Regions from separate parts of the Homo sapiens genome. Here region 2 is linked to region 1. A link is an interaction called in ENCODE POLR2A ChIA-PET data of the cell type or tissue named here. Cell type or tissue: B cell. All regions are shown on one strand. Each heading gives the region's core, and the rest is flanking DNA. Links, peaks and the distances in the headings are about the cores only. Region 1 overlaps CIAPIN1 (cytokine induced apoptosis inhibitor 1). Region 2 has its middle 19 kb from the start of CCL22.

Evidence for each region. ChIA-PET counts read pairs that join two places held together with the same protein. Peaks named below come from ENCODE experiments on the same cell type or tissue, not always from the same donor. Only the 100,000 strongest peaks of a DNase experiment are listed, where the experiment ranks them.
Region 2: POLR2A ChIA-PET joins it to region 1 with 7 read pairs; 4 of 35 experiments call an interaction of 5 or more read pairs at or near these places.

What each region holds. Positions count from the first base shown.
Region 1 is chr16:57,427,874-57,435,448 of GRCh38, forward strand. It overlaps CIAPIN1 (cytokine induced apoptosis inhibitor 1), which reads right to left. Exons shown (of 9, transcript NM_020313.4): 5 at 6,171-6,339; 6 at 4,614-4,687; 7 at 3,278-3,393; 8 at 2,385-2,466; 9 at 314-1,407. The coding sequence ends at 1,297. Among named protein-coding and RNA genes, the nearest start is that of CIAPIN1, 16 kb to the right of the region's middle. In B cell, for the core only: no CTCF peak of the experiment used is centred there; no DNase peak of the experiment used is centred there.
Region 2 is chr16:57,338,587-57,341,086 of GRCh38, forward strand. No RefSeq gene overlaps it. Among named protein-coding and RNA genes, the nearest start is that of CCL22, 19 kb to the right of the region's middle. In B cell, for the core only: no CTCF peak of the experiment used is centred there; DNase peaks (open chromatin) are centred at 1,185 and 1,634.

The sequences.
Region 1 (7,575 bases), core at 64-2,563:
CTCAGGATAATCTCCCTTTTAATTAACTTCAAGTCCATTAGGGACTTTAATTACATCTGCAAAATCCCTTCACTTTTGCCACAGAAGGTAACCTAATCACAGTAGGGATTATCCCATCACATTCACAGGTCCTGCTGAAACTCAAGGGGGTTATTACACAAGGGCATGAGTCACTAGGGGTCATCTTAGACCTGTGTATAAAAGGGGCTTTGGAGCCAAACTTCAATTAGCCAAACAAACAACTAAAATCCACCAGCAGGGACTAGGATAAGCAAAGCAAACTTGGAGAATCAAATCAAGTTTCAAGGACAGATATCAATGAAAACTTTTATTTACTGGTAAAATATAAAAATCCAGGTCTCTTAAATCCACACAATCTCTCCAAATATTTGGCAAGATTGATTCCAAGTCCATATGGGTGGATAACAAGAACAAAGGGGTCTCTGCTCAGAGAGACGTATTGTCGTTCAGAGTTCTGCCCTGCTTCCCTCTAAATGCTCACCAACCTGGACTCTTCTAAAGTGGGCAGACAAGCCCTATTCTAAGCGTAGGAATAGCCCCATTTGTGCGTGACACTAAGTTCCTCCAATGGTCCAAACTGAGCGTGGATGACTATCCAACATCACACACAAATGCACATCCCCTCTCTTTACAAGACATGCAGAATCTCAAGATATGTCAAGATATGCAGCAAGTTTAATACCTGAAGGTTAACATAAATGACAACAGGACACAGATGCAATGCTACAGTCAAATGTGGTTGGGGATGGAAGGGGGCAGAGGGACACTGGATATCATCACAGCAACCAGTGAGTGAGTCCTCTGGTGCCCTGAGGAGGTTGTGAGCCACTTGACTCGTGTCACAAAGAATGGAGTAAACTAACAACTCTGAAAGACAAGAGGGTGGCAGCATTGCTGAGATGAGACTCAAGGCAGGGGTCTGCAGCTCTGTCACAGAGTGTTAATGCTCAACGATGCCTGGGCTCAAGAGCGTTCTGGTCAGCATTTTAACATCAGAAGAAGGGCTTCTTCAGGACACACTCCCTTCTCTTAACATGAGGTGAAGAAACCCATCCCATTCTGAAACCAGGTCCCATAATACCTTGGTCTTTTGATACACAGCAGCACTACACACCACTGTGCCCCCCAGCCAGCTTCACTCTGTCTGCTAAGCACCCACTCTGCAAACAGATCTCAGAGTGAACAAATCCAGAGGAGGTGGGAGGAGCCACCATGGTGGGATGTGAGGGACAGGAGTTGGCTGGAGGAGCAGATGGGTCCCATGTCAGGAACCTCCTAGGCATCATGAAGATTGCTATCACTCAGAAGCACCTTTTCCCCAGGTTTGAAGGCTGGCATCCCAAGGTAGGGGCAGCTGGCACAGCGGAAGGCATCGCCCAGGTAGCACTGGAGAGAGAGAATGGGGAAGCCAAGGGTCAGCTTATCCCAGGCATACCAGCCAGAAGAAAGAAATGCCTAATTTCATAATGTGGCCACAGTGGCCTGAAGGAAATGGCTATGTTTGCAGGTCCAATTGAGACCAAAATACTAAGAGTTTTCAAGATTTCTGGTTTCGTGAAAAACTATAGTCATGAAAAGTTCCCTAGGAGGCCATAGTTCTTTTTTTTTTGTTTTTGAGATGGAGTCTCCCTCTGTCACCCAGGCTGGAGTGCAGTGGCGCGATCTCAGCTCACTGCAAGCTTCGCCTCCTGGGTTCCCGCCATTCTCCTGCCTCAGCCTCCCAAGTAGCTGGGACTACAGGCGCCCGCTACCATGCCCGGCAAATTTTTTTGTATTTTTAGTAGAGACGGGGTTTCACCATGTTAGCCAGGATGGTCTCGATCTCCTGACCTCGTGATCCGCCCTCCTTGGCCTCCCAAAGTGCTGGGATTACAGGCGTGAGCCACCGCACCCGGCCTTTTTTTTTTTTTGAGATGGAGTCTCCCTCTGTCACCCAGGCTGGAGTGCAGTGGTGCGATCTCAGCTCACTCCACCTCCCAGGTTCAAGTGATTCTCCCGCCTCAGCCTCTGGCATAGCTGGAATTACACACGTGAGCCACTGCGCCCGGCCATAGTTCTATATTCTATGCAGTTCAAAACACAACCAACTTTAGCTAACTGTCTAACCATCAGGTCCCACTCTGAAGTACAAAGAAATGGGCCAAAAATAAAAAGCAACAAGACCCTCCCTGACCAGCACAAGCACGCTAACCCACTCTCACTCTCAGGAGACAGCCTCTCTCCCCATTACTACCTACGTTCGTGTGCTCACGCATTCGTCTGTTACTAAAATATTTGAGGTGGAGCTTGTCTGTGTTTAGTTTAGAAGAAGGTCTAATCCCCCTGGGGGTTTGTGAATGCTGAGGAATGATCCTGATATTTACGTTTCCACAAGCTGACTTGGGTTGGGAGCTCATCTGTTCCCTTGACTTCTCTTTTTCCAGTTCTTCGGCAAGGCCACAGGTGCTGCGGGAAAATCAGTAACTAATGAACGAGAATTGTCACCACCCAGAAATCCCAAATCCTAACAGTGCCAAAATGTGCTTTAAGCCTTTTCTCTTCACACCAGTGTCATAACTCAGAAGCCTATAGGCCAGGCAGACAGCAGCAATATGAGAGGCTGCTGAGGGAGACAGAAGTGGGAGGAGGATGAGGGAAGTACCGTGTGTGCTCTGTCTACAGAGGGCAGCCACTACTCAAGCTTCAGCTGGTTATCATGCTGGGGAAAGTGGACCCAGATTGCCATATTTTCCAAATTCAAGAACAGAAGGGAAAAAAATCTGTGTTTTCACTTGAAATTTCCTGATTTGTAAATGCTGGCAGCTTTTACATTTAAAAAACACTGATGATTAACGCTGATGATGAACATCACTGATTAACTTTCTACAATCCTTCCCATCCATTTATAAAAACAAATGTGAAGACACCAAGGTCTCGCTCTGATGCCCATGCTGGAGTGCAGTGGCACAATAGTGGCTTACTGGTAGGGTTTTGAGGGAGAGTGAAATTAGATACATGGCACAATTACGGCTCACTGCAGCCTCGACCTCCCAGGCTCAAGTGATCCTCCTGCCTTTGCCTCCCAAGTAGCTGGGACCACAGGTACATACCACCATGCCTGGCTAATTTTTTTTTTTTTTTAATTATTTGCAGAGATGGTCTCCCTGTGTTGCCCAGCCTGGAAAATGTATGTTCTAAAAATAGTACAGCACCGCGATGTCTTCAGCATGAAGCCACTGGAGGCAGCATGGCAGGCTCCAGTCACCCCAGCACTCACCAGTTCTTACAGGCCTTCCTCTTTTTCCCTTCCCCACAAGAAGCAGCCCGCAGGGAAGCTGGATCTGGCTTCTTCAAATCTTCTGGATCCAGCAGCTCATCTGAGTCAATGAGATCCTGGAGAGTGTTCAAAGCAATGAGTGATACAGTCGTGGTCTCTGCTAATGAAAAGCTAAAGTGACTGCAGGCTTCGAGAGGAAACTTGGAGTCCAGGGTAAAGAAGGTGTCCACCCTGTCCTCCTTTTGGTTGATCATCATGTTCAACCTGACCACATGCTCAAGAGGCCAACGGTGAGTTAAACTACATCCACAGAAGATGCACTAGGATGCAAAGGAATTAGAAACAAATTTACATGAGAAAAAGCTGTATGACTGGCCAGCAATGTGTAGAGAATATACACATGTTGGGGGTTGGGGGCAGGAGTGGGGAGAAGGGAGGGAACAGGCAGAACAGAGAAAGAGAGAAGTGTTTATGAAGAGTCACGTGAAAAAGGGAATAAAATATCTTTTACATAATCCCAGATAAAAATCAAATAATTATATATACCTTTATGTAATTCTTTGTAAATGTGTAGACACTTAGTCTGTAAACCCTATGAGAGCATGAACCTCACTTATTTTGCTCACTACTCTAACTTCAATAGTAGAGGTGTAGAAATGAAGAACTTTATTACAGACATGGCCAAAGATAGAAAATAGTGCTTTTTAAAGCATGGAACAGTCAGCAACTTGCCCAAAGGTGCCAATAAAACTATTTAAGCTGACAAAATCTTTTCAGGTTTACACATGCCCACAAGAGTTTTCAACATATCGTATGAAGTGAGAACAAGAAATTATGTGGGGAAAAAGAGATGCTAAAAAATTTAAAATGCCACCAACATGGCCAAGCGCAGTGGCTCACACCTGTAATCCCAGCACTTTGGGAGGCCGAGGCGGGCAGATCACTTGAGGTCAGGAGTTTTGCGACCAGTCTGGCCAACATGGTGAAACCCCGTCTCTGCTAAAAACGCAAAAATTGGCCAGGTGTGGTGGCACATGCCTGTAATCATAGCTACTTGGGAGGCTGAAACATGAGAATCGCTTGAACCCGGGAGCAGAGATTGCAGTAAGCCGAGATTGTGCCATTGCACTCCAGCTTGGGCAAGAGAGCGAGACTGTCTCCAAAAAAAAAGCCACCAACATGGAGTTTCCTTCTAAATCAAAGATGTGACAGGCATAGTCACAAATCTGGGCTTTAAATACGTTCACACCTACAAGTCCAGAAAGGTCACTATAGCTGTTCACACCCAAACTGGGGCCTGAAAGAAAGCAATCAAGTGACAATGCTGCCAGCTCACCATGCTGTCGTCCTCCATATCGTTGGCTGAGAGGGTCCACAGCTTGGCAGCAGCAGGGTCCACAGCAGGTTTCACTGAGTCCAAGCAATAAAAGAAAAAACTCCATAAACACAGTCAGAAACTATTAATTACAAACATACATAAATGCTTCCTGCTGTGTAGAAGAGAACACACTGGCCTGGGAGGCAGAAGATGTGGGTTCACAGTCCAGCTCTACCCCTCTGAGAGGTCTGACCTTGGGCCAACCACTTGCTGATAGTTACAGAAGTCACCATTTGCTAAGCTCTTGCTTTGCACCAGGCACCATATTAAGCACTTATATACATTATCTAACTTAATTCTGCTGACAACCTTATGAGGTAACTATCTGTCATCCTACTTTTACCGCTGAGGAAACAGGTTTAGACACTTAGGCTGGTTCCACAGGCTGCAAAGCCTGTCTGATGCTTTTAACCTCCATTCCATATTGCTTCCTCCTCGATACCTTAGTTTCCATTCTATAACATGAAGTTAAATTGTACTTCCTATGTTACTGCAGGTGTTTTGAGGATTAAATGAGAAATGTGTCAAAACCTTCAAAAATAGCAGAGCTTTAGCCTCATGTAAACCTGCTACATACAAGAAAATAGGCTCTAGAGCTGCTGGTGGCAAGGTAACACCATCAGTGGCAGACAAACCTCACACTTCCTGGTTCTCTGTCTAGTCAGGAGAATGCAAGGAAGAGGCAGAGAGCTGAGGCTCGGATGCAGTGTGGGCAAATCCTCGCAGGCCCTTGGGGTAAGAGTACCCTCTAGTGATCATTGTCACAGCTGGATGCTCATACCTTCCACAAGGCCAACTGTTCTAAGCTATTCCTACCCATTCTGGAACCATGAATCGAAAGGTTAGATTCCAAAGGATTTCTTGAAGATTTAGGTTAGACAGTCAAAACCGTACAAGTGGGAATGTACCAGTAAATATCTGTTAATGTCTGCATACCTCACAGCTGGGTCAATTCAGGCATTTAAAAATAGGGATAGGAAGGATGAGGATGGAGCTGTGTGTGTGTGTGTGTGTGCGTGCGCGTGCGTGCACGCGTGTGCTTGTACACAATTTTCTAGTCAGAAGAAATATAGTTTTATAAGTGTCTTAGCATCCTCAAAGTAAGAACAGCTGATTTTCCTGGCATGGGGAAAAAAGCACATGAGAACAGGAACAGGGCACTCTCATACACCATTACCACTACACTGTGAGGTCTTCTGAGGAGAAACGTTAATTCTGGGACCTGGAAGGACCTCATTAATTAAACTGTGTGACTCAGTCCTGTAAAATTAGGAGGCCTCGGTATCTTCTGGTGCAGAAGAAGGAGCTGAACTAGATAATACCTATGTATTATTTCAGTTTTGGATCCTAATATGCCCATGATAATAGTACATTAAGTATTCTTCTTTGTGGAAATGGCAGAAATCAAAGGACTAATCCTCTAAAAATATCACCATCTCATTTATTGCTGGCTCAATTTCTAACATGTCCCTCTAAGCCCATTCAAACAGAAGAATGTCCCTAGGCCAGCCTTACCTGAAGGAGAAGACTTCTTGGTGATGGAAAGCTTAAGCTGCCTAGAAGAACCCACTTCAAAGTTTGGTTTTTTGCCTGTGATCTGAACAAACAGCAGGTTGTCACTTTCATGACCAAGGTGTTCTCGAACAGACTGTACTTCCTCAGGGGTTAGGGGCTCCCGCTGCAGCTAGAATTCAAGACATCAAAAGGATTAGTTCACCCTCCTCTGTAAAATGGTTTACTATGTCTACCTACACAGGAGTCAAAGACTCATTTCTGTGCATTAAGGATGTAACAGTGGATGGTAACAGATAACACTTTATGCCTCACATTCAGTTTCTCACTGATCAGAACCCTAGAGTATAACCTTTGTCTGCATGTTTACTTGGAGCCTACCCCTTGGAAAATGTAAAAGTACTTAAAAAACATTAGGGATGAGGCATATACTAGTTATTTGGGATGTAATACAATTATGAAAATGAACCAGATGTGGTCCTACTGTGTAACAGGAAAGAATGCCCACAATGAAGACAGCAGAAATTTATATCCCAAAAGAAAAAGGGGGAGGAAAATCCTTTCTATGTTCCTTGGGATAAAGTAGCAGAGAGTAAAGGTAGAAAAAAAGGGTCAGGGTGCCACCTCTATGTCCAATAATTATAGACTGGTTACATAAATCACAGTCCATCTATTGTATGGAATACTATTACATCATTAATATGAATGAAGGGAAATACACTGAAGTAGGTAAGTGTCTATGATATCTAAGGGTGGGAAAAAAGGTGATTGAACAATGTATACTTATGATCTTATTTACATTTTTAAAAAAGTATGTGCATGTAGATGCTTGTAAATACATAGGAAAAGGTCTGAACGGACATACAAAAAGGCATTGGTGGCTTCCTCTGGGGAGGGAAGTGTGAGCAAGAAGTGGGATGTCACTTTATATTCTGTATGCTTTGGTGTAAAGTGAATTTTTATGAGGAGTCTGATATAGTTTGGATATGTGTCCCCTCTAAATCTCATGTTGAACTGTAATCCCCAATGTTGGAGGTGGGGCCTGGTGAGAGGTGACTGGATCATGGGGGCAGATTTCTCATGAATGGTTTAGCACCATCTGAATTCTCATGAGATGTGGTGGTTGTAAAGTATGGCACCTTCCCCACCCCGACTCTTCCTCTCTTTCTTGATCCTGCTTTTGCCATGTGATGTGCCTGCTCCTGCTTCACCTTCTGCCACGAGTAAAAGTTCATTGAGGCCTCCCTAGAAGCCAAGCAGTTGCAGGCCCGTGCTTCCTGTACAGTCTGCAGAACAGTGAGCCAATTAAACCTCTTGTCTTTATAAATTATTCAGTCTTAGGTATTCCTTTATAGGAACAGAAGAATGGCCTAATACACATTCCTTATTTTAAAATCAAGCACAGAAA
Region 2 (2,500 bases), core at 1-2,500, 89 kb before region 1:
CCTAGTTTGTTGTGTATTTCTCCATTGTTTTGGACAAAAGTCATGTGTTAATCTTACTGTCATTTCTGTGTATATGATGGATTTTCTTTTCTGCTTTCAAGTTTTTATTTTCTTCTTTTCAACAGTTTAATTATAACGTGCTCATGTGTGGATCTCTTTGAGTCTATCCTACTTCTGGCTCATTCAGATTCTAGGATGTGTAGATTAATGTTATCATCAAATTTTGGAATTTTTCAGCCATTTTTTTCTTTGAATATTTTTTCTGCCCATTTCTCTATTTTTTCCCTCTTTCTCAGAGTCCTGTTACCTGGATGTTGGTGCATTTGATGATGGGCCAAGGCTTCTTAGTCTCTGTTCATTTTCTTCAGTCTTTTTTCTCTCCATTATTCAGCTTGTATAATCTCTGCTGATCTATCCTCAAGATTGCCAATTCTTTATTTTGTCAGCTCAAATTTGCTTTTAAGCCCCTCCAGGGAAATTTTCATTTTAGACACTATACTTTTCAAATCCAGAATTTCTATTGGTTCTCTTAAAAATAATTTTTCTTGGCAGGGCACGGTGGCTCATGCCTCTAATTCCAGCACTGTAGGAGGCTGAGGCGGGTGGATCACCTGAGGTCAGGTGTTTGAGACTAGCCTGGCCAACATGGAAAAACCCCATTTCTACTAAAAATACAAAACTTAGCAGAACTTATAACAAACTACAAAAACTTATAACAAAACTGCAAAACTGTGAGAAAAAATAATCATTTGAAAACTGGAGATTGATCAAAATTATAAGTAGTAGGTAGAATAATGGGTGACAGAGTGAGATTCTGTCTCAAAAAAAGAAAAAAGAAAAAACTAACACAGTATGTAACAAATTGAGAAGTGTTTACTTTGAAAAGTCTTGAACTTTAATGAGAAAAGAATGAGGGCTTTGTGTGGGTGGGTGGGTGTTTCAGAGCTTCCTCACTCAGTCATTCTGGAAGTCCCATCTATATGTGATACATTCTTACAATGGAATACTGTGGAGGAATGAGAATGAAGTAAAAGGGCAAGCAAAGACATGGCTGAATCTCCTAAACATAATGTTGAATGAAAGGAGTCAGGCACAGGCCAGGTGCAGTGGCTCATGCCTGTAGTCCTAGCTGCTAGGGGAGCTGAGGTGGGAGGATAGCTGAGGTTGAGGCTGAAGCGAACCGTGATCGTGCCACCGGACTCCAGTCTGGGTGACAGAGCGAGACGCTGTCTCAAAAAAAGAGAAGAAGTCAGGCATAAAGGAATGCTTTCTGTATGATTCAGTGTTTCTTTCTGTTCTTTGTTTGTTTGTTTTTTTGAGACAGTGTTTCTCTCTGTCACCCCCCCCGGCTCATTGCAGCCTTGGCCTCCCAGGCTCAAGTGATCCTCCCACCTCAGTCTCTCTAGTAGCTAGGGGCCACAGGCTTGCATCACCATGCCTGGCTAATTTTTGTATTTTTTTTTTTTTTTTTGGAGAGATGGGGCCTCACTACATTGCCTAGGCTGGTCTCGAACTTGGGCTCAGGTAATCCTCCTACCTCAGCTTCCCAAAGTGCTGGGATTAGAGGCATGAGCACCCAGTGCACCCAGTCACTTTTTCTATGATTCAAATAGAAATAACTAGTTTAGGTATTAGGAGCCAGAATGGGCTTTCCTTGGTGGTGGCAGCAGAGGGGTTGTGATGGAAGAGGTCATGAGGGGGTTTCTGGGTTCTTCTTCTTCTTCTTCTTCTTCTTTTTTTTTTTTTTTTTTTTTTTTTTTTGAGACAGAGTCTTGCTCTGTCACCCAGGCTGGAGTGCAGTGGCGTAATCTCTGCTCACTGCAACCTCTGCCTCCCGGATTCAAGCAATTCTCCTGCCTCAGCCTCCCGAGTAGCTGGGACTGCAAGCACCCACCAACACGCCTGGCTAATTTTTGTATCTTTAGTAGAGATGGGGTTTCACCATATTGGCCAGGCTGGTCTCAAACTCCTGACTTTGTGATCCGCCTGCCTCGGCCTCCCAAAGTGCTGGGATTACAGGTGTGAGCCACCATGCCCAGCTCTTGTTCTTCTTCTTCTTTTTTTATTTTTTAACTTTTTATCTTCTAGTAATTTCAAACTTACAGCAAATTTGCAAAAATAGAGTAAAGAAATCCTGTATTTCCTGTATTTCCATCATCCTGATCCACCAACTGTTAACATTTTACCACTTGAGAAAATAATAATTCTTTCCGTACGAGGAGTCCAAGCCCATGTAGATACAGCATCCCTGTGACAGTGACTTCCAGGATCCCACACTAAAAGAAGGGCAAGAGGAGGAGCCTTCTGACACATGGTTGGTCCTGGGGGACCCATTCCTTAGGTAGGTGGCCACTGACCACAGAAAGAGATGACACTGTTCATTGTCCAGTTTGAAGGCTCCTGAGATTCCAAACGCTCTTGGTTCCCCCCTGGTCTTCTCTATAATTCTCCATCTGTGTCCAGATTACCAGGCTTCAGGGTGAGTAAATAACAGGGAACC